Regions from separate parts of the Mus musculus genome. Here all the other regions are linked to region 3. A link is a loop called in an ENCODE intact Hi-C map of the cell type or tissue named here. Cell type or tissue: heart. All regions are shown on one strand.

Region 1 (8,000 bases), 120 kb before region 3:
ATGATGCCGGAACAGCAAATGCAACTACTGAGACGTGAGCACAGAGAGCTGGACCTCAAAGATAAGGGCTTTGGGGCTGGCCAGATGGCCCAGACTTGCTTATTGTCAAGTCTGAGATGACCTAAATTTAATCCCTAGATCACACCTGGTGGGAGAATTAACTCACAGAAGTTCTCTGAATTACTTACACACTTATACACACACACACACACACACACACACACACACACACACACACCTACCTTCTGTGGCACTCACACTCATTATTCATATACACACCCTATATTTTAATTAATTAGTTAATTAATTAATTAAGAATAAAGCTTTAACAAAAGAAACCAGGGAGGAATGAGTAAGCTAACAATATAAAGCAGGAAGTAAGTAAGTGCCAGATGAACCATTTTATCTGTTCAACTGCTCTCAAGTACACTTTTTTGGGGAGAGAAGGAGGCCAAATGTCACCAATTTCCATGAAAAAAATAAAAAGAAGTTGGTGATCTTGCTGGTCTTTGACAGATTCATAGATGCTCAATTCATCTTTCATATGAGCAAAAACTATATGGTTGCCTTCCAATCAGTCTTGGCAGTGCACATAACAAACAAGAAAGCACTTGGTGAAAAAAAAAAAAAAAAAAAGAAAGCACTTGGTGACTGGTCCAGCATTCTCCACGGACATGATGCTAGGACCTGCAGGCTTTACAATGAGGTTCCCATCATCCTCATGAGATTTTACTCCACAGATAGACTTGTCACAGTGTCATGATGGTATATGATGTCACCACTCAAAGCACGTGAGTCCTGGTTTAATTCTATGAAAGCAGGAAACCTTATAATCAAATCGCTCCAGTGACCAGAATGCAAGTTTTCTGCTGTTTTTTGAAATTTACCTGGAAACAGCTTGAAAGAAATGGACCCAAAAGGGGCTTGCCCTCAGTGGCTATGGCAAAGAACTCAGTGCAGTTGACCGTAGCTGATGCCAAGCAACTTCAAAACCTTCTACTCATTCATTCTAACTTCCCAATCTTTTGCTACCTACCAAGTTAGTGAAGAAAAGGAGGAGGAGCAGCAGCAGCAAGGAGATGAGACAGTGGGTAAAGAGCCTGATGTATGAACATGAGATCCTGAGCGTGCACCTCTAGCATCCACAGAAAAGCCAGGCATGGAAGGACATCGAGGAAGACACAAAATGGTATCCTTCTTGGCCTCCACATGCACATGGACATAGGTGTCCCCATACACATACATATACCACATACACACAAAAATAAAAACAATTAAAAAGTCTAAAGCAGCCAGGCAGTGGTGGTGCATGCCTTTAATCCCAGCACTCAGGAGGCAAAGGCAGGTGGATTTCTGAGTTCGAGGCCAGCCTGGTCTACAGAGTGAGTTCCAGGACAGTCAGGGCTACACAGAGAAACCCTGTCTTGGAAAAAAGAAAGAAGAAAGGAAGAAAGGAAGAAAGGAAGGGAGAAAGGGAGAAAGGGAGAAAGAAAGAAAGAAAGAAAGAAAGAAAGAAAGAAAGAAAGAAAGAAAGAAAGAAAGATTGATTCTAAAGCAAACAGATACATGGAAAAATTCAAAAGCATCTGGTTTTTCTATGATTTATGTTTTTGACACTATTTTAGAAGCACATTCATTCAGGCAATACATACTGAGCATCACTCATATGCTGGGCATTGTTCTAGAGATAACAGAGGGGGAAACAAAGCCCTCATCTTCTCAGAGCACAGCTGCCCTTGGGAAAGCATTCAGAAACATGTGGAGGTTTGTTTTCCTTATTTTTGGTGTTAGAGAATAAAACCCAAGATCTTTACATACTGGGCATGTCTCCTATCACTGACTGTGCCCCTGTCCTTCAACGTGACTTTTTAAATTATATACATATAATACAGCTTTATTCTCTGCTAGTAACATATTCTTATTACAGCTTGACCTCTGCAAGAATTGTATTCTGAAACAAGTCTAAATAAATAAATAAGTAAAACCACCCCCCCAAAAAATTTAGCATGACAACATTCAAAATATTTAACAATTCCTTATCCAAGAAAACTAATTTTTAGTCACTTATTTTATTGAGTAGTTAGTAAAATAATAAGCGTAATCATGAGGATAAATAAAAGAATTCTGGAAATCAATTCTAGTCAAAAAGAAAGTCACCAACACCATACATGTGTACAAACACACATACAATTCTCCTAAAGGATAACAGCAAGTCAAAGAAAACTTCCTAAAGAAATACTCCCAGGCCAGCGTTTGTTAGGAGGGAGGGAAAGGCAGCTGGCAGAGCTGAGACAGCAAAAGTGCTGGATGCGGTTTAGAATTACCCACCTTGGACTTTAGTCCTCGGTTAAATATAAAATGCAAATTTGGGCTCAAGGTACAAAACACTTCCAACTCTAAACCAAGGAACCTAAACCCAAGACAGTAGGTCACAGAGTCACGGAAGGATTTAATGAGGAGTTTGTACAGTTTCTGTAAAGTGTATGGGCAGATGCTAGGATACAGAGATGTTAAAGTAAGGAGTGATAAGTCAGTGAAAGTCAAGCCTTCCTACTACCCAGGAAATCTGTGGGAAGAAGAAACCTCTCTCTTGACATTCTGAATAGAGGAGACTTAAAACTGACTTCTAGCTAGTACTCGTTAAAAGCAAATGTGATCTCATCTCTTCTTTTCTAAGCTTCCTCTCCCATCTTACCCTATTATTCAGCTATCCTGAACTCTTCCCTTCCTTCTTCTGTCCATAAATGTGAATTTCTGGAGCCTTAATTATGCGGTTCATTAAATATTCTCAACCAATAAGTTTTCTAAAAAACTGAGCTTAAACATTACCTCTGTGTGCTACTAGGAAGAAAAAACTTTAAAATGCTAGCTTCTTAGAAGATGGCAAATCAGTGAACATCTACCATCTTTTTAAAAGGTTGGCTTTCCCAAGGGTCACAATGCTAAAAATAATAATAATAATAATAATGATAAAGGCAAACGTGGAGGAGGAAGAGGAGGGCCCAAGAAATGGTTTATTGCTATGCTTGGTGATCCCAGGGGCCCAAGAACTCACAGAAAGATAGGAGAGAACCAATTACAAAAAGCTGAGGTGTCAACCGGGCAGTGGTGGAGCACACCTTTAATTCCAGCACTTGGGAGGCAGAGACAGGCAGATTTCTGAGTTCCAGGCCAGTCAAGTATATAGAGTGAGTCCCAGGACAGCCGGGGCTACACAGAGAAACCCTGTCTCGAGAAAACAAAACAAAACAAAACAAAAAAACAGAAACAAAACAAACAAACAAAAAAAACAGAAACAAAACAAACAAACAAAAAAACTGCGGTGCCATGCCACCTTCTCCCCCAATAATAAATGAAAGTAGAATTTATGTGAGATCGAAACATCTTTCTCACTTCCCAAGATTATTTTTATAATTCAAGAGTGGTAGACAGTGATTGCTGCTCACAAAGCCAAAGCAAACCATGGTGTATCTAATCCCACAAGGTGCGTGGAAGGAAAGGCTCGAAAGACGCAAAGTAACAACGATTGAAGAAATTATGCAAAGGGGAGTTAATAGACTTTATTTCCACAATAGGAACTTCCTTATCCAATAATGATCAGGAAACTCTACCTCAGAAAACTTAACGACTCGCTCATGCTTGCATGCATTCATTCATTCAACGTTCTAAGTGCCTACCGTGTTCTAGGCCCTGGAGGCGCTGCTGGAGATGAAGGATGCGCAGCAGACCAAGTCCCTGACCACAAGGAGCTCCCGTCAATCACAGCTAACTTTTATGACTTTAAACCGCAGCTGTCACTCTGGAGAAGTCCAGGAAGCAGGTTTTCCAAGCCAGGTTCACAGAACCTCAGGCTGACTAGCGGGCCGAGTTCCGCCCCCCCCAGAGACCAGCGATCGCTTTCACCGAGCAGGCTCCACAGACACTCAACACCCCTTGACAGCGGAACCTGAACCTCACACACCCTGTCACCCCGCCCCCTCCCTGGCAACGTCATCCAGGGGCGCCAGGGACCGGAGGAAAGCGCTGTTAACGGCACTTCCTCGTCACGTGACGATCACGCCCCTCCCCGCGCGTGCTCCCTCCCCCTCCAGCCGCGGGTCGCGATTCCGCTCCCTGCGGCCTGCAGTCTGGGAGCCGCCTCGGGCCGACGACGCACCACGGAGCCGGACCGGATGCTCTCTAGGGAGAAAGGCGAGCCAAGCCGAATCCCCGAAACTCTCCGCCGCTCGAGACCGGAGGAGGAGAAGCGAAACAGGCGGGAATCGGTGGGGGAGGGCGGGAGCTAGCGGAAGGTGTCATGGCGGCCGCGGTGGTGGTCACGTGCTCCGGAGGCCCGCCCCGGCGTTTCCGGTCACGTGCCCTCAGCGCCCTCGCAGCCAGCGATGGAGGCGAGACCCCCCGGCAACAGAGGCGGTGGCGACGGCTGCGGCCGCAGGGGTTCAGCCTCCTCCGTGCAGCGGCTGTGAGAAGCGCGGCGGAGGCAGATCCGACGGGACGCGCTTCCCGCGCCCCAGACCAGAGACCGTAGCTCCCACCTGGTAAGTTGAGACCGAAGAATGGGGTTGGGCGGGCGTGGAGGGTCTGACAGGCCCCGGGGGCGCGGGGCCAGGCGGATCGAGCCCTTCGCTGTAGTCGTCTCCACGACACTACAGGCTGGCTGTGTGGTTTGCCTTTCTTCTCCCGGAATGGGAAGGAGGTGCCCTGACCCTTAATCTACTGCCCGAAGGCATTAGGTTCTTCCGCTGGGAGGGACTGGAAGGATCAGACTCACCTGAGAACGAAGGAAGTGAGGCTTCTCCGAGACACCGAGGCCCTTCCCGTTAGGGAGCCTGCCCGGGAGAGGCTTTCTTTTCCTGTTAAAGAAGTCCTCTAACCTTGGTGTCCTCGTGCCTTCTTGCTTCCACCTGTCATCCTGCTCTTCAAACTGTTATTAAAACTTGAGCCACGCACCCAGTTCTAGCTATGACCAGTTTGACAGTCATGTAGTGTAAAGTGAACCATCAATACATGGAAGTATGTGATTATTTTTATAAATTCTCCAGTGTTCTTAGAAACTAAATTCATGTGAAGTTGACCTCACATGTCTATTTTACCATCTGCAAAACAAGGGTGGGGAAAAGATGTTAAAACGTATGCCCAGGGCTACAGTGAAATGGCTCAACTGGTAAAGGTGCTTGCTGCCAAACCTGAGTTCCATCTCTGGGACCCACGTGGTGGAGGGAGAACCGATCTCCGGAAGTTGTGTCCTCAACGTATACACAGTTTAATTTGGGATTTTTGTTTGCTTGTTTTTGTTCTTCGTTGTTGGCTTTTGTTTGGTTGGTTTGGCTTTCTGTCTTTTGATGTTGTCCATTTAAAGACACCAGTTTAAAATATGGTAAAACAGGTTTCTGAGTTAGGAATGCAGCTTAAAGCTAAGAGTTCTTGCTAGGCACCTGTAAGATCCTGGGTTTCATTTCCAGAACTGGCAAAAAAAAAAAACAGGACTGTAGGTAGAGCCCAATGTAAATTGCTTGGTAAGCATGCAGGCCTGGGTACAGAAAACTGGCTTGAAGCACACTAAGGGCTTGGCTCCAATCAATATTCTCAATATCTAGCCTTGTGACTTCCTTTCCTTCCTCTCCTGACCCTCCATTTCCCACACAGGTTTTCTCTGTATAACAGCCCTGACTGGCCTTGAACTCACAGGGATCGATTGCCTCTGATTCTTGAATGGTAAGATTAAAGGTGTACACTACCACACCTAACCCTAGACTTGTGATTTCCTTTTTTTTTTAAGTTGGTTGATTTTACTACTGTATATTGGTGTTCTGTCTACCTGTGGGTTTCTATGGTGGTGTCAGATCCCCTAGAACTGGAAGTATAGTTGTGAATGGCCATGTGGGTGCTAGAATTGAACCTTGGGTCCTTTGGGAGAGTAGCCGGTGCTCTTAATGGCTGAGTCATTGCTCCAGCCCCAGTGATTTTCAAACATTTTAAAGACATGAAACATTTCTTCCATGAATTTATGCCTGGAATTCCAACATAAAACTACATCGAAGCTGGGAGTTCATGGCACAGGCCCTTTTTTTTTTTTTTTTTTTTGGTTTTTAAGGACACCTAAAAACATTTTGAAAACCACTAAGCCAAAATTATCAACCCTAATATTGTTTTTTTTTTTTAGATTTCCTTATTTTATGTATATAAGTACACCATTGTTCTCTTTAGACACACCAGAAGAGGGCATCAGATCCCATACAGATGGGCATGAGCCACCATGTGGTTGCTGGGAACTGAACTCAGAATCTCTGGAAGAGCAGTTGGCACTCTCAACCACTCAGCCATCTTTCCAGCCCCCAACCCTAAAATTCTATTTATTCTCTTGTTTTTTGTTTTGTTGTTTTGGTTTTGTTCTATTGGGGTTTTTTGTTTGTTTTGTTTTGTTGTTTTGTTTTGGTTTTTGGTTTTTAAGAGAGGGTTTCTCTGTGCAGTGCAGCCTTGGCTATCCTAGACCTCAATCTGTAGACCAGGTTGACCTGGAACTCACAGGGATCCCCCTGCCTCTGCCTTCCAAGTATTCCATTCAGGGATCATTTATTTCCATAATTCATTACCCTTTAAGATCCTTTGTTGTTGTTCTTGTTGTTTTTCGAGACAGGGTTTCTCTGTATAGCCCTAGCTGTCCTGGAACTCACTTTGTAGACTAGGCTGTCCTCAAACTCCAGAGTGCTGGGATTAAAGGCATGTGCCACCATGCCCAGCTACCCTTTAAGATTCTTAAAAACCAAAACTAGAGTATTCACATGAAGAGATAAATACAAGGCAGAAATAACCTCTAGTGATAGCCCAGTGGCTTATGAAAACAGCTCAGGAAAGTATTTTGAACCTATTTGTAGGTTTTATTTTGTTTTGAGGGGTGGGGGTCCTCCAGTATAACAAAAACTGGCCTTGAACTCTTGGTAGCACCTGCCTCTGCCTCCCAAGTGCTGGGATTACAGGCTTGAGCCACCACACCCAGTTTAAATCATCTGCATTCAAAGGGAGAGAAGCAAAGACCCACACGTCCACACACTCGGGAATTCCAAAAAACACCAAACTGGAAGGCATAATATATTCAGAGGACCTAGTGCAGACCTGAGAAGGTCCTGTGTATGCTGCCTCAGGGAGAATTGCTTAAAAAATTAAATTCAAGTTGTGGTAAATGCTATAAGAGAGTATTAGAAAACAATAATGACTTCAGAGATTAGAATCTACTGCAAAAAAAATTTTTTTTGTGACTGAAAACCAGTTGAGGGGAGAGAGAAAAATGTATCAAGTCTTGAGAACAAAGACATTCACATGCAGCTTCGGGCAAGGTTATAACAAGGAATGCATTCATGCCTTTCTTAAGGGATCTTACTGTTTAAAAGTCTTGTGACAGATAATTTCATAAAATATTGCATCTTTTCATTGACCAGATGGAATTTAAAGTAGCCTACAGTAATATTTTAAATAAAAGAAACACTATAGCTCTTACAGAGTTCTACTGGGGAGAACCCAAGGAAACCCCTCCGAGGAATCTGAAAATCACAGAAACCATAGTAAAGTGGCCCTAATGTGTCTGTTAGCTCTCCCAAATTTATTCTCTTTACAGTTAACAAAGATGCTACAGATGACCAGAGAAACTGGCAAGCAAATTATTTGAGACAATTGACTGTTGTACCCACTGTTCAATAATTTTTTTTTTCTCTTTTAAATTTATAATGGAGGAAAGGGAGGACTAACCCAGGACCTGGAGAAGGCTGGGCCAGTCAGCATTCAGCTCTAAGCTGCATCTCAGTCCTGCCCTGAATACATTTTGTTGAAATGGTTTCTGTGTTATTAAGAAGGGCCGTGGTTAAGTACTAAAAGTCAGTTGTATTGATGTAGTGAACTCTATACTTTCCAGGTTGTCTTCACCCATTTGCCTCTTCACCTTCCCCACTCACAGATGCTTCTGTGAGTTTCCTAGCCCAGTTCATTGGAAGCTTGTGCTGTAGGAT
Region 2 (8,000 bases), 74 kb before region 3:
GCTGAACATTCTTAACTTCTTTGTGGCAGCGTGACACTATTTTATGTTTGGCTTTGTTAGAGCTTGTTTTACAGACTAAGTCTCCTACAACCCAGGCTAGCCTTGAACTCACTGTGTATCCAAGGCTAGCCTTGAACTTCTGATCTTCCTGCTTCTACCTCTCAAGAGCTGGGATCACAAGTGTGTGAGTCACCAAGACTGGCTTCTAGCTTGCATTTTATCTATAGAGGAGGATGCTCTCAGTTCCCTCCATGTTGGTCTTTGAAGGCTTGTAATTCTCTCTCTCTCTCTCTCTGGTACAGGTTGGTCTGAAACTCATGAGCTTCTATACCTCATGAGTAGCTGGATCTATGAGCCTGCACCACCGCTGACTGTCTTGTTCATTTCTGAGTTCCTGGCACTTTATCTCTGACTATGACTATGCAGGCTCAGGATGTCAGGTCTGGTGGCAAGGGAGAAGCAGGTATTCAGGTAGAAGGAACGGCCTGAGTGGAAGACTGGAAATGGGACAGTGCATTTGAGGAGTGTGGGGGAGTAGCCTAGACTCTGGTATACAGGAGGCACAAAGAAATGGCATGGATTTATTCTGAGGACTTGACTTACCTGCCTGTGGAGGGGGAGAATTCCCGCCATCTGCCACCTTTCATCTGAAGACTCAGGAAACCAGGTGGCAGAGGGTCCTGCTCAGACATGAAAATCAGAAGCAAGATGGTGTCCGGCCAGGGTGAGGGGAGAAAAGGATGACATCACAGCCGAAGCAGCCAGACATCAGAGACACCCACTGACCGCTATGTGGCTCCTGCACCTGAAACTGCCTTGAAACCCCTGGGTAGTTTTTTGCCCTATGTTTTGTGAGCATAGGATCTTGAAGAGAGATAGATAGGCTTTGAGCCAGTCAGTGCCAGGTTAAAGTCCTGGCTGAAATCATTGAGAAATTGCACGGTTTTGGCAAAGCCAGTACTCTTTCTGAATCCTGTGTTTTTTTTCATCTGGAAAATGGGAAGGATCTTGCCTACCCCAGAGTCAGGATGAAGACGAACCCAGAAGTCACCTACTGTTAGTCTCTGCGAGTAGCATTTGTCTTACTTATCTTGGATTCAGAACATGGCCGATGTGCCTGGAGGAGGGAGGCTGTGCTTGGAGTGGCGATCACCAAGCGTCTTGGTGTAGTGGAATGGAACCTGCCTGAGGTATCTTCACAGGCCTTTCCTGGGAGTCTTACCTGTCTCTCAACCCCACCCCCTCTTGGCTCTCTGCCTTGCTTTTCTCCCAGCTGGGACATATTTAACAAGCTGGCAGGCCCCATCCTTCACTGAATAAGAACATTGTCCCACAGCCCTGGGGACCTGAGGTGTTGTAAGCTGCCCTTGGGCACCCTGTGCCTCACCCTCAATGCCTCCAGCTGTGTTTGTGGTCCCTGGGCATCCAGCAGCATCTGGAAAACCATTGTAGTGAGCTAAACCGATGTCCCATTTTTCCTGGAGCTGGGGTGAATTTTCCCTTTGCAACCAAGAAAGTGCAAAGTATGGGTCTTTCTGGAAGCTGGCCTTGTGATGCTGCTGCACAAATGCTGCTGAGAGGAAGGAGGCCTATCTGTGTTCTGCATGGGGTCCAGAGTCCTACTCCTTACCTGTGAGGGGGTCCCTGAAGGGTGCACAGGCCACAGTATAGGGTGATGAAAAGAGGGAGTTTCCATTCTGTGGGTATATGGGTCTAAGGGAAGGGAAGAAACAGTATCCCTTCCCAGAATCCTTCTGGGGTCAAAGGAGCTTGTGTGCACATGAGGTTTCCACACGTGTGTTTTCCGCACAAAGCAATTTCCTAGCAGATGAACCTGGCCTGGGCATCTGATAACCCAGTTTACATTCTGCTTAGAGCACTGTATTCCACAGGTTAATAGTTCAGTCCCATGGGACTGCCCCCAATCTAAGACCATAAGCACAAGTAGTTACTACATCTCCACCTGTGCTTCCCCCTCACCACTCTACACTGAGGTATCCACAAGGCTCTCCTCTTCCTCTTGCTTGCTACTTGCTCTGGTGTCTCTTAGAACTCACCTTCACTTTTTTCTTTTAAAAAGTTAAATTTCATTTCTCTTGTTCTGACTTTTTTAAAAAAATAATTTTAACTATATATAGGGGGAGAGAGACTCTATGAAGGTCAAGAGGGTATTGGAACCTCTGGATCTGGAGTTACAAGCTTTTGTGATATTAATGGCAGAGCCATCTCTCCAGGTCCAACTGTTTGACTTTTTAATTTTTTTAAATTTGCGCTCTGCTGAGGGACTCAGGCCTTGGTGTATGCAAGACAAGTGTCCCTGTCCTGGCCACACTCCTAGCCTGTTGTTTGTTATAAAAGAGATCACAAGGGATACAGACAAGCGAAAATAAGGGGGGGCTGTGAGCTTCATTCCCTCTCACATGATCCCTGCATATCCAGCACCCTGCAACCAGCTTGTTCAAATCTTGCTCAAGACTGTAATAGACCTTAATCTGCAGTGAACACATCCCTTCCGGGGAGATGGGTGAGCAGGGTTGAAAGTCACAGTTCTTCCCATCACTAAGGAAATCAAAGCAGTTGCAAACTCCATTTCACATCCTATCAGTGGTGGAGTACCTTAAGATTCACATACGGTTGATCGGGAGCTGGGAGAGGAACAGGAACTGGCCTCACAGCTTAATGAGACCTCTAGAAAGACGTTTAAAGGCAGAGGGGGTGTGTGAAAACAAGCAAGGGCCCTGATACTCCTTGGTAAGGCTAAACACAAATGCCTGCGGGATGGCATGGGAGAGGGCAGATATGGATGTAAGCTGGCAAGCCATCAGAAGCTGAGCCGCACCCCCCTCCCCCCATGGTTTGGGAGATGGAAGTGGGGCAGGAGAAAGGCCCATCTGATAGGCTGCTATGGCGGATAGACCGGCACGGTGCTGGCATGTGCTTTCACACAATATTTACTGAAGGCCTGTTGCTTGCCAGGAGTTGTTCCCGGCGCCGGGAACAGCAATGAAGAAAGTGACCAGGGTTTTTTCTGAGTCTCACAAGTTTTCCGGTGAAGGAGGCGGAGGATCGATGCATTTCGGGCTCCTGCTTCTGAGGCTGAGGAGCATGTCGGGTTGGCCTTTCTTTGGGGTGTCGCAGCACACGTGGAGCCACTCTTGCAGGGACATCGTGCTGCGCGCGCCGCCCCGGTCTCGGTGGCGCCTAGCCCGGCTGGACGCCCGCCCCCGGCCCAGCCTACACGTGGGTTCCCGCACGTCCGCTGGGCTCCCACTCTGACGTCAGCGCGGAGCTTCCATTTAAGGCCCCGCCCGCGTGCTGCTCTGCGTGCTGGAGCCACTGTCGCCGAGCTCGGGCCACGCTGCTTCTCCTCGCCAGTCGCCCCCCCATCGTGCACTAGCGGTACGGTTGGGCCCCACGCTGCCGGCACAGGGGGTCCCTATCCGGGGTGGAGGTGCAGGGTGTTCAGATTTGGGCACGCGTGGGCTACTGTGCTTTGGGGAACTGAGCAGGCGGCCCCACCCAGCCTGGGGCGGCGAGACCCGTGTAAAGAGGACTAAGGGGTGGCTGGCCTGAAGGTTGGGAGCCACCGAACGGGGGCGAGGGAGCGGTGCGAAACTTGAGCTCCCGTAACTCGAGCCCATGGGGGCCGAAAAAGCCTTGGCACGTCCGGGGCGGGTGCTTCGGAGCAGCCGTGCGGTTTGCATTTTCCTTTGCGTGGGCTCGGTGGAGTGGTTGTTTCCTGCAGATTATAGGGCGCTCTTGCCCTAAACGCATTTTGTTAAGAGGCTCGCTCCTGGTGTGACTGGGGATCGTGCTAAGCGCGCTGCGTGCGGAGAGGAAGCGGGAAGAGTCGCAGTCCTTCCTCTGCACCCTAGACGGAAGGAGGAAACCTGTAGCTGAGAGGCCTGCGACACCCATCGGGTCGTAGGTGGGAAGTAGAGGCACCCTGTCCTAATAGAGCACAGACTTGAGGTTTGCGTGAAGTAGATTCTCTGAGGGAAGAGCCCCACGCCCTGCCCCCAGTCAGCAGAGACCTCACAAGGCTGTCTAGAAATAGCAGCGGTTGTAAGGAGACCGGATTCCTGCTTGATGGCCCTAGGCTGCTTGCCCAGAGATCTTGTCCAGTCCTTTTGCACTTTGGAACGATTTCAAAAATAGACATGGTGCTTGCTGGGAAAGGTGGCCATCGCGGGGGTGGGAGTGGGCTCCAGGCCTCAGGCCCTCCGCAATTGTATCCCCATTTTGGAACTGAAGAAATTTCCCTTAGCGGCCACATCCTGGGTAATGAGGCCCCGCCCTGGTGGGTGAAGGCCCTAATCCTGTTAGTGGCATTTGAGATCTCACTCTGGCACCAGGCTAAGGTGGCTGCCAGCTCCACTTCACCGCGCTTGTGCTTTGGGCTCTAGTAAGGGCCAAACTTTGACGCCGAACTGCCTGCCAGAGGTCTCATCCATGGCCAGCAGTCGCTAGACCTATATATATGACACCTGATTCTGAAATTGCGCACGCGCACTGCCTTCCCCCGCCTGCCAGTCTTCTGGATCTGGGCTGGTCATACAACTTGGGTTCTTGCGGGGGTGGGGGGGTTAGGAAGGAAGCTTGCGCGTGCGCAGGCTTAAGCACGTTGCTATGCCTTGGGGTCGCACCTTGTGGCCGTTATTGGCGCCCTCTGCTCTTGATTTTTGGTACTTCCTGGAGCAACTTGGCGCTCTACTTGCTGTAGGGCTCTGGGTGATGGGAGAAGAGCGGGAGGGCAGCTTTCTAACCATATAAGAGGAGATACCATCCCCTTTTGGGGTTCATCAAGATGAGTAAGTCCTCAGGCGGCTACACGTACACGGAGACCTCGGTATTATTTTTCCATTTCAAGGTGAGAGCCTTCCTGGTGAGAGCCAGACCACACCCTGGCGCTGGCTATTCTTGGTTTTCCACTTCTGTTCTTTGTCACATTGTCACTTAATGGAAAAGGAGTCCAAAGGTAGCAAAGTCAGCGTTTTTTTTTTTTTTTTTTTAAATACAGGGACTTGGTGAGTATACCTTGGGCAGGTTACAATGACACACGGTGTATACCCCTTAGGTCTCAAAAGATTCAAAGTCCAAGATGGCAACCCTCAAGGACCAGCTGATTGTGAATCTTCTTAAGGAAGAGCAGGCTCCCCAGAACAAGATTACAGTTGTTGGGGTTGGTGCTGTTGGCATGGCTTGTGCCATCAGTATCTTAATGAAGGTAAGTGGAGATCCTTCATGGCCCAAGCCTATGGGTGGGGTGTGGGGGAGAGGACATCCCTACATTGTCACATTGTATGTAAAACTATCAAGGTTTGCACACACTCAGTCATCTGTGAAACATTTTGCAACATAATGATACACAAGAAAGGGATTATCCAAAGTAACTGACAGCCGGGCGCCTTTAATCCTCGCACTTGCGAGGCAGAGGCAGGTGGATTTCTGAGTTCGAGGCCAGCCTGGTCTACAAAGTGAGTTCCAGGACAGCCAGGGCTGTCTCCAAAAATAAAATAAAATAAAATAAAATAAACCACCAAAGTAACAGCGTCAAAGTATATACCTTTTCTTCTACTTTCTCAGTTACATGAACCTAGGGCCTCCAACATGCTAGGTAACCATTGACCTATATACCCAAATCTAAAGTGATTTTTGAATTGGAATTTATATGTGCATATTGATTAAAAATTAAAATCCTACTGAATAGGTTGTCTTGAACTTCTATTCAAATCCCACTGTTTCCTGGGGTATATAATTTTCCTTTGGAAAAATAACTGAGCACACCCATGTGAGAGGGTAAATTTTTGGTTCTCGCTTGCCTTATGGGTTCTGGAGATGAAATTCAGCTCAGCAGACGAATGCAGGAGCTGATTTCACACACACACCCCCAAGCCATCTCGGATCTAATTTTCTTATCAATCATAGGGCTAAAATTTAATTAGTTACAACTTTATCACTGAATTAGAAAACACTTTGAGGCAGGGTAAGTCAATGTTCTTGATTCATATGTAGTCCAAACTAGCCTTAAACTTGGAACAATCTTCCTGGGTGTTGGTTTATACGTCTGCAACATCACACCTAGCTTTGCAGAATACTATTATTCTGCAGGTATTAACTAAGACAGGGCTCCTGTCTATAAGTAGTTGTTTGTTTGTTTGTTTGTTTTTCTCCTTCTTGGAGACTTGACTGCCATTAAGGGCATGCATCGATATTCCTGACTTGGAGTGTTGCTTCTTTAATTGAGTCCTTCCTTCCCCCCACCGCACGGTCTCATGCTAAGCAATGGTCTACTCTGAGCTTCCTGCCTAGGCCTATTTGAAGCCTTGGTACTGGCCAACATTGCCCGGCTCCAATGGAGGGCTTGCAGGAGAGACACGACACGGGGCCTTTTGGGGAGCAATGAGAAGAATCAGAATTATTTTCCCATTTAACTAAACCGTTTGTCTTTTAGGACTTGGCGGATGAGCTTGCCCTTGTTGACGTCATGGAAGACAAACTCAAGGGCGAGATGATGGATCTCCAGCATGGCAGCCTCTTCCTTAAAACACCAAAAATTGTCTCCAGCAAAGGTTGGTTGTGGCCAGGTTCTCTTGCTGTCAGACTTAAGTTCCTCCTCGGGCCTGAACCTCCATCTCTATAGCTCTTTCAAAGACAGGAGGACCTTGGCTTACTTATGCACTGGTTCTCAGTACGTTATCAAAGCTTTGATCGCTAGCAGAGGATTTTAAGTGGAAACCTAATTTGCACATATATGGAAATTCTCTGAATTAGGACATGAGTAAGCTCCAAATTTACATTATTTGTTTCAAGTGTGTTTCAAGGCTAGGATGGATCCTGGGGCCGTGTACCCGCCAGGCCCAAGCTCTCACTGCAGAGTGACAGCCCCAACCTTGCTGCCCTGTGTCACATATAAAACAGCTGAGGACTTGCCCCCAGGGCCTGCCCAGTAGATGTTCTTGGCTTGACCTTTTACACTTCATTGGCGTGAGCCAGGAACCCACGGTTGAAAGTCTGACCTCCTGCCTGCTAGGCAGCTCTCTGGATCAGCTGTCCTGTGGCTGGGCTCTTGGCAACAATTAAGTGTGTAATGAAAGCAAATGGACAGAATGCAGGGTGTGGTGGTGCATGGACGAAGTACCTGTCTCAAGGGGGTGAGGGAAGAGAAGACACTAATTTAGGGTAGAAAATAATCGCCATATAAGGAGTTGATATGAAAATCAAATGCACCAGCTTCCTTCCTGTTAACAATGATCATGTATGAGAAAGGCATCCCTCTCTGAGAGAGACTGCAGCTAAAACTATGCACCAGGGGCTGGCGAGATGGCTCAGTGGTTAAGAGTGCCGACTGCTCTTCTGAAGGTCCCGAGTTCAAATCCCAGCAACCACATGGTGGCTCACAACCATCCATAACGAAATCTGATGCCCTCTTCTGGAGGGTCTGAAGACAGCTACAGTGTACTTACATATAATAAATTAAAAAAAAAACAAAACAAAACTATGCACCAAAGCGAGGGTCTGAACGGAAACAGGACTCCGTCAGCTGTGTACAGGAGGCCGGGATGGGATGGAACTGTCTACACTGGAGGTTTATGCAGTAATCTTTGCTTGGGTAGAAAAGTTCCCTGAGGGGACCTTCATTTCTGCTCTTTTCTCTAGACTACTGTGTAACTGCGAACTCCAAGCTGGTCATTATCACCGCGGGGGCCCGTCAGCAAGAGGGGGAGAGCCGGCTCAACCTGGTCCAGCGAAACGTGAACATCTTCAAGTTCATCATTCCCAACATTGTCAAGTACAGTCCACACTGCAAGCTGCTGATCGTCTCCAATCCAGGTGAGCAGCCAGCCTGCGCTCGCCCTGCTGTGGCACGGTGCGTTAGCTACACTGTGCGTATACAGACTCAGTTTTGTATGGACTGTGTTTCTAAAACAGCTCATTTTAAAGCGTAAATGCCTCTGAATGTAGTTGCAAAGTTTAGGAATTTTACTCATGATCTTGAA
Region 3 (8,000 bases):
GGTGATAAAGAACGTCAGCAAGGAAGCCTCACCAAGCACATGCACACCAAGTTCATGTGGGACATGAGCTGGGAGGTTTGCAGCTTTGCACCCAGTCAACAGTGTGCCATGGAGCTGCTCAAGGTATCCAAGGACAAAAGCACTCAACTTCATCAGGAGGATGGACAGGTATATCCGAGAAGAGAGAAAGGAGGAGCTGAGCTATGTGCAGGCAGTCATGAGGAAGGAATGATGCCCCTCTCCTTCACCAATAAACATTTGTGTCACAAAACAAAACCCCAGGGAATTTTAGAAATAAACAATTCATATACATTAAATTGCACTATTCTTCCCCTGACCCCCCAAGACAGGGTTTCTCTGGGTAGCCCTGGCTGTCTTGGAACTCACGGAGAACAGGCCAGCCTTGAACTCACAAAGATCCACCTGCCTCTGCCTCCCAGTGCTGGGATTAAAGGTGCGCTAAACTGCATTTCTAAGTAGCATGACATCTTGATGAAATCCCAGTCCTACTGTCCCGCCCAGGAAGTGAGTCATCTCTTTGCCCAGCATATCCACACTAATATAGGCTACCCTGCCTGCTAGTGACTGACTGGCCTAAGAGTGACTGTCCTAGTGCTTGTGTTCAAGGAACTACTTTACTCAGTGGGCCTCAAGTTCAAGAGGAGTAATGCCAGAAATAGTATTAGGCTATCTTTTATAATTTTTCTATCTTGTTACATTATTATTAACCTCTTACTGAATGTAACTGGTAAGTTAAATCTTCTCACAGGGAGAATTTTATCTAGGAAAAAGCACAATACATAGTTGCTGTTCAGGTACCAAGCCTTCAGGTTGTCCTGAGCATCTCCTGCTCTATTCACAACAAGTCTTGCTCAGCATTACCTTCAAAATACATCCAGAATCTTGGGCTGAAGAGAAGGCTTAGTGGCTGAGGGCACTTGTTACTCTTGCAAATTCAGTTCCCAAGACTCACAGTGGCAGACTCTGAACTGCCTATAACTCCAGCTCCAGGAGCTCCAACGCTCCTCTGGCTTCTGTGGGCACCCACGTGTCTATGCACATACATACATACATACATACATACATACATACATACACTTAAAAAAAAAAGAATGTTTGTACACATCTACCTCCAGAGTCTGACTTCTACCTCCATAGCTGTAACTATGGTCTAAGTGAGCTGCAGCAGCGTTGTCTCTACTTCCACTCTTAAACCTTAGTCTTAGTAGAGCATCTAGGGTACCCCTGTTTCAACTCGGCTGGGTGCTATGGATCATGCCTTTAGTCTCACCAGAGGCAGAGTAAGGTGGCTCTCTCTTAGAAGTCAGCCTGGTCTAGGTAGGGGGACTCTCAAAGAAAAAAAAAAGGGGGGGTGCAGGGGAGAGCTAAAGAGATGGCTTGGTGGTCAAGGGCACATACTGCTCTTGCTTGTTAGATAGTTCACAAATAGCTATAACTCTAGATCCAGAAGGATCTAGTGCCCTGGCCTCTGTGTGTACCTGACTTATGTGCACACACCCATACAGAGGGATCTAGTGCCCTGGCCTGTGTGTGTATGGGACTCATGTGCACATATCCCTACATTTCTCTTTGTTTTTATGGAGGTGTGTTTTTGGTGACAGAATCTCACTGTGTAGCCTTGGCCAGCCTGGACCTCAATATGCAGACCTGGCCGGCCTGAAAACTCACAGAGATCCGTTATTAAAGATGTGTGCCACTATATCTGGCTCCATACACATAACTGAAAAAACAAAAACTTAATTGTTTCTTAGCACAATCCAATCAAATTCCAAAATCCTTACACTGGCCTACAAGGCCCTTCAAAATCTCTCACATCACTAAAGCTCAATGTCAAACAGCACTACTTCCTGTAGCTCAGTCAGTCTCGCTACCAGCCTTTTGCTGGTGAACTTCTGCTTCAAGCCTCTGCGCTTGTTTTTCCTTCTTCCTAGAACTGTCCTTACCCCAGACTGTTCCAGAGCTCATTTCCTTCTATGCTCAGGTTTCTGGTCAAATAGACTTCTCACAAAGCCCTCCCCTTACCATGCAAAAGAAAGCCACAGCCTCAGCACTGTCACTGCCACCACCATCTCTTCTCGCTTTACTTTCCAAAGCTGTTGTCAACTTCCCAATGCTATTGCCATGACTTTGATAGTGGCTTCCACGTAATCAAGCTCAGAAGTACAGGTTTTAGTCTGGTTGATCCCACTGTCAGATCCCTACAATTTATGGAACAATAGCAGCTTGTGTTTTGGAGACAGGGTCTCACTATGAAGACCAAGCTGGCCTCAAACTCAAGAGATATACCTCCCTTTGCCTCCCAACCCATAAACATGTATGGCACCAGTTCAAACTCAATAACAACTTTTATTATGACCACTTTCTCCTCCCCAGTTAGTAGTGACTCATCTTCTATTGTAAAACATTGTATGTAAAAAACAGGTTACTGGTATGAACAAAGTAGAGAGTTATTTGCATAAAGAACGATAGACTAACTGTAGAAATATACTTAATTGGTAAAAATCACAACCAAAAATGGTGCTAAAAAAGTCTGCTTAGGATGGGAGATAAGATGATGTTCAAAGGAGAAAAATGATCTGAAGCGAGGTTAAAACACCAAAACTGTCTGTCTCTCTCTCTGGGTGAGCCAGAATGTCTTGATAAGGACAGAGATCCCCAATCAGATGAAGTTAATGGGCTACATCTTCTAAAAGCTTAATTGAGGCTTTGAAAAACAAATGATTTGAAGGTAAAACAGTACTATATCGACCTTTACCGGGACCTCGTACATTCCCCCAGACCCCTGTGTCATTACAGATAACTACAGGGAAAAAAAAAAAAAAAAAAAGGAAGCCTAAAAGATTAAATGGTTAGACAACCAAGAGACAAGAGGTTTGGTCTTCAAGGACTCAGGGAAATGACTTTACTAAAAAAGATCTAGTTTTACAAAGAATAAAAAAAGAAGAAAAAAAGAAAAGAAAAATTTTATGTTTTGAAATGCGGTCTCACTGTGTATCCCTGGCTGGTCTGGAACTCACAATCTGTCCTGATCTGTCGTCAACTGCCTACAGAGCGCTGGAATTAAAGGCCTGTGCCACCACGCCCAGCGTATTCGTGTTTCCTTGTAAACTAGAAACTTCTTAACCCCACGATCTCTATTATTGCTCTGATAAGAGCATCAAAGTCAACTTCAATGACTAAAGGAGTTAGGGCTCAACTACGTTACATAAATTTCATTCCAATTAAATTTGGTAAATTACAAAAAGCAAGGCATTCTGGAGTCCGATGCGCAGTATTAAGTACTAAGTAGCTAATGTGCAAAATATCCAAAAGGCCTTTTAAAAAGTGAGAGGAAAAAAAAAAAACCCACAACCAGTCAAGCAGTAAGAATTTTTAAGTTCAACTCAAAGTAAACAAGCAAACAACTGCGTTAATCACAGTTAATGCAAACAATGGAATGCAACTGCAGAGTTCTCTGGAGCGGGGAAGGGCTGCCAAGCTCGATTTTCTGGCTGCTCTACTTCAGCGAACCAATTGCACCAAGAGTTCCCGAGCTCCGGTGGGATGTGCCGGGTTGGGCCGGGGAGAGGCGCGCGGGGACTGGTTCTGAGCAGGGCCGGGCTCCGGCCGGCGGGGACCGTCAGCAGCGCCGGGCAGACAGCAGCGGCCGCGCCAGGCACGACCCCGCTTTTGTTTATGGAGGCGAAGGCGGGAAGGGCCGCTCCGCAGAGGGAAGGCGGCCTAGCCCAGCCCGCGGGGCCGCCCCGTAGGGCGCGGGCTCACCTTGGACATCATCTTCTTCAGCTGACTCTCGGACACCGCCATGGCGCGCTCCTCCGTCCCCACAGGCAGAGGGTAGGCGCCACGGGGCCGCCCCAGGCCGCCAGACAATCGCCGCCGCCGCCGCCCCGCCCCTGCGAAGCAGGAAGCCGGCACGTTGTGCTTCCGCTTCCCGCGCGTCACTTCCGGGGCCGCTGGTCTGCGGTGCGAAGTCGGGCGAGAGATCAGGTCCGGTCCACGGGTGCCCGTGGTGCGGTTGTTTGCAAGCCTTTCGCGGTCCCGAAGTCCCGGCCCTCTCGCGAGCCTTGCCACCCGCTGCGGCTCGGAAGGTCCTGGGCTCGCGTCGCTCACAGAACTAGCTCGTGGACACTCTAGACACTTTTAGGTGACTGCGCCCGAGGCACCTCTGATTATCACATCCGTTTTTGTTACTGCAGTTTAAACGCTCGAAAGCCCTTCATGTCAAGTTCGCAAGGGCAAAGGAGATTTTTTTTCCCCCGTTAGGAAGCTATGCGGTAATTTTCTCCTCTGGATACTTTCCCCTAACAATTCCAGTGTGCCCACATAAAGATTAGACAGGCCGCAGTCTGCCTTGCTTGAGGGCAGGCTTCTTTTCAGATTATAAAGAATTTACCCCTTCAAACTTCTGAGTTTGAAGCCTCTCCAGTGTTAATCCCAAAAAGGCAAGGAGCAAGATCATGGACCCAAATCATCATAGCCAAATTAATTAAAGCAAGCAATTAATTAAAACCTTTTAATTTGTGTACAGGAAGTCAGCTTTGGACATAGGCTAGAAAATTGGTCTTATAGCTCAGGGGTAGGGAGTTTCCAAATGGGTGATTTGGCAGGTACATAGGCGGGTTACAGGAACAGAACAAAATGGCCATAACACATCTTGTGAAACAAAGACGTGGTTGCAAGGGGGTCTTAACAAGGTACTCATGACAAAGTGACCATGACAGGTGGTTATAAGGACAGGTGGTCATAATAACCTTTTGAAACAAAGGCATTGGGTGCCGTATAGAAACATTTGAAGATAAGGTTACAGGTGGGGCATAGCCCAAACCCTTGAGAAACAGATTTAATCATAAACAGGAACGATGCTGATGGCTTTCAAGCCTAAAAATGGAGACAGGCTGGCCTCATCACCAGCCCAATTTTCAGATCTTAATTGCCTTGTAGAATACAAGAGGTGATACTCAATCTCAATTGAGTTTCTATTTCCAATAAATGCTTGTTAGAGGGGCTGAAGGGATAGCTCAGCAGTAAAGAGTACTTGTTGCCCTTGCAGAGGGTTAGGGTTAGGTTCTCAGTTACAGGGACTCCTGATAGCCTCCATGGGCACCAGGAATGCAGATGGTACACACACATCCAGTGCAGGCAAAACACTCATGCTGGTAAAATAATCTTTAAAATAAAAAGCGACATATTAACCATCAATTCTTATTACTTTTTATTTTTTAAAAAAGATTTATTTATTATTATGTCTAAGTACACTGTAGCTGTCTTCAGACACTCCAGAAGAGGGCGTCAGATCTCATTACAGATGGTTGTGAGCCACCATGTGGTTGCTGGGATTTGAACTCAGGACCTTCGGAAGAGCAGTCGGAGCTTTTCCCCGCTGAGCCATCTCACCAGCCCTCTTAATACATTTTATAAATACAATCATCTAAAGTATAAAGCCTAGTATAGACAGCAGTGAAAGAGAATACATCTGGGTGATCTTAGTATATAATCAATTCCTTTCTAAATCCAAGGTCACGGACGGCCTAAGGGAAAGTGCGTGGCAGGTGTCAGCATACTCTATCTTAAAAGGGAACATCAGCCTTGAGTAACTTTAGCTCCAGTCAAACTCCAGTCTAGCCTACTACCCACTGTTTCAGTTTAAAATCACGTCTTGGCCCTGGGGAGAGGGCTTAAGGGGTTAAAAGCACTTGTTCTACAAGTCTGAAGGCCAGACTTCAGGTTTCACAGGGTATTCCCACCCATGACTGTAGCAACATCTATACTACCAGCTTCAAGAGGGGTGAAGAAGGATGGCTGGGGCTTGCTGACTTCCGGCCTCACAAAGAGGTAAGCCCCAGGCTCAGGAGGAGACTGTTGTGGGGTCCTCTTAAATTCAACTTAACTCAAATGCTAGGTCAGTGCAGATGACAAAAATTTACTTTTTTGTCAGGGCAGCAGAGCATACTTGGGAGTGGACACTGAAGAGATGTTGAACAGCTTATTTAAAGGATGAAACCATAAAGCAAGGGGGAGTGGGGTGGGCTATAGCATTGTCCAATCATATTTTGACACAATGGGTTGAGCAAGGGAGTTTCCGTCAATTAGGATCAAAGTTGGTCCCTGGGCCTGGGAACATGAACTTAGTTTGACCCTGTCCGAAAGATGGAGAAGTTGTCCTTGAGATGTCTGGACTTAGACAACTGTTTCCTTACAACAAAAGCTGTTCAGCTGTTGAGAAATCTTTAGCTTCCCTGGGGCCTGGGACCTGGAATTTAGTTTCTATGGTTAAATGGAGTGTGAAAATGCGATGGTAGTCCGTACAGTAAATTTCTCTGGCTTGTTGCCAACAGGATGAGTGATGGAGGGCACTGAATGCCTTATGTCTCCCTCTTTTTTTTTCTGGTTTTTTGAGACAGGGTTTCTCTGTATAGTCTTGGCTGTCCTGGAACTCATTTTGTAGACCAGGCTGGCCTCGAACTCAGAAATCCACCTGCCTCTGCCTCCCAAGTGCTGGGATTAAAGGCGTGCACCACCACTGCCCGGCTCCCACGATGTCTTTAAACATAACTGAGAAGCACTCATTTTAAACTTTTCTTAAAGCTACAGCTTACTGAGAAGTCCCTTTAACTAGAGCATCTCTACACATGTAGTTAAAGTTCCTTTAACCAGCGTTTCTATGAATTGGAGGACTACTATGGAATATACTGCTTTAGAAGCTTTCTAACCAGGTATGACCATCTTAATTTAGAAATCAAGTCCTTGGAAGGCCAAAGGAGAAGAATCAAGAGATCACGGCCTGCAATGGCTATATAGCATTATCTTGTTTGAAAAGTCACATTTAAAATTAAAAACAACTAAACCGGTTGGTGACAGCACACACCTTTAATCCCAGCGCTCAGGAGGCAGAGGCAGGCAGATCAGGCAGAGCTTTTGAGTTTGAGGCCAGCCTGGTCTACAGAGTGAGTTCCAGGACAGCCAGGGCTACACAGAGAAACCCTGTGTCAAAAAAACAAACCAAAACAATTTTTTTTAAAGAAATAACTGATAAAGGCCACTTTCTTCATCTTATATTTAAGTCACTTAAATGAATAAGATATGGTTGTTCGGAGAATGCTATGAAATCCTTCTTTAATTTGAATGTATCTTCTTTCACTTAATCAGACAGCAGATAGTCCTTTTAAAATAAAAGTTTATTTCATTCATTATTTTTGATATTTAAGGAAACAATGTAAATTGGAAAATAAAAAATATATTTTATAGTATCAAAAAGCATTTTAATCCAAGACCCAATAAAAATCTTAGATGCCCCAGTACAGGGGAACGGCAGGGCCAAAAAGGGGGAATGGGTGGGTAGGGGATTGGGGGGGTGGATATGGGGGACCTTTGGGATAGCATTGAAAATGTAAACGAGGAAAATACCTAATAAAAAAAATTAAAAAAAAAATCTTGAGATTCCGCGTGCTTTGGGAAAAATGAAAGTTTCCTTTCACATAGCAAGGAGGAAAAGCAATGTTTTATTGACAGTACTTTTTTAAATGAAGAAATAAATCTTTTACAAAGTTTTCAGTTTTCACAAAGCCTGCATTTCAGAATATAACAAGACAAAAAAGTCAGGATTTATAACTTGATATAGAGTTGAACCTTCTCATATGGTAGGTCATCACCTTAGTGAATGAACAGGAGTTCTGATCCTGTCCTTGTGCTTCACATGAGAAATATGCAAACACTGTACATTTCCAATTGGTTTGGAGACTAATACAGTATTTAGGTTAATCAAGTCAACATCATCCAAACCAATAAATGATTAGAAAAAAAATGAAAGTCACCACATAGAGTAACTGTTAATAATTAAATCAAAGTTAGGTGGCTGTGATGGCACCACCTGACTGAGGAGGAACGTACAATTGCTACTTAACTCAAAGAAGTGTGAGGCTTCTGTACTGCAACCCGGGGATGAGGTCAAACTAACAAAATCCTTGGCTAATGATGAGTAT

What was found. Peaks named below come from ENCODE experiments on the same cell type or tissue, not always from the same donor. Only the 100,000 strongest peaks of a DNase experiment are listed, where the experiment ranks them.
Region 1: it touches region 3 in a loop (11-fold over the local background); 9 of 42 quality-filtered maps call a loop at or near these places.
Region 2: a loop joins it to region 3, with 2.6 times the contacts of the local background. A loop is called at or near these places in 5 of 42 quality-filtered maps.

The regions. Positions count from the first base shown.
Region 1 is chr7:46,791,751-46,799,750 of GRCm38, forward strand. It overlaps Hps5 (HPS5, biogenesis of lysosomal organelles complex 2 subunit 2), which reads right to left and starts at 4,131. Exons shown (of 23, transcript NM_001005247.2): 1 at 3,678-4,131. Gtf2h1 (general transcription factor II H, polypeptide 1) reads left to right here and starts at 4,344. Exons shown (of 15, transcript NM_008186.4): 1 at 4,344-4,538. In heart, no CTCF peak of the experiment used is centred here; DNase peaks (open chromatin) are centred at 4,001 and 4,331; H3K4me3 peaks cover 2,629 bases; H3K27ac peaks cover 1,545 bases.
Region 2 is chr7:46,842,519-46,850,518 of GRCm38, forward strand. Ldha (lactate dehydrogenase A) reads left to right here and starts at 3,286. Exons shown (of 8, transcript NM_010699.2): 1 at 3,286-3,399; 2 at 5,078-5,227; 3 at 6,455-6,572; 4 at 7,660-7,833. The coding sequence starts at 5,102. In heart, a CTCF peak has its summit at 4,675; DNase peaks (open chromatin) are centred at 3,293, 4,023 and 4,193; H3K4me3 peaks cover 3,206 bases; H3K27ac peaks cover 3,173 bases; H3K27me3 peaks cover 397 bases.
Region 3 is chr7:46,916,038-46,924,037 of GRCm38, forward strand. It overlaps Tsg101 (tumor susceptibility gene 101), which reads right to left and starts at 3,932. Exons shown (of 10, transcript NM_021884.4): 1 at 3,784-3,932. The coding sequence starts at 3,825. Uevld (UEV and lactate/malate dehyrogenase domains) reads right to left here. Exons shown (of 12, transcript NM_001040695.1): 12 at 7,179-8,000. In heart, a CTCF peak has its summit at 3,702; a DNase peak (open chromatin) is centred at 3,934; H3K4me3 peaks cover 2,815 bases; H3K27ac peaks cover 1,718 bases.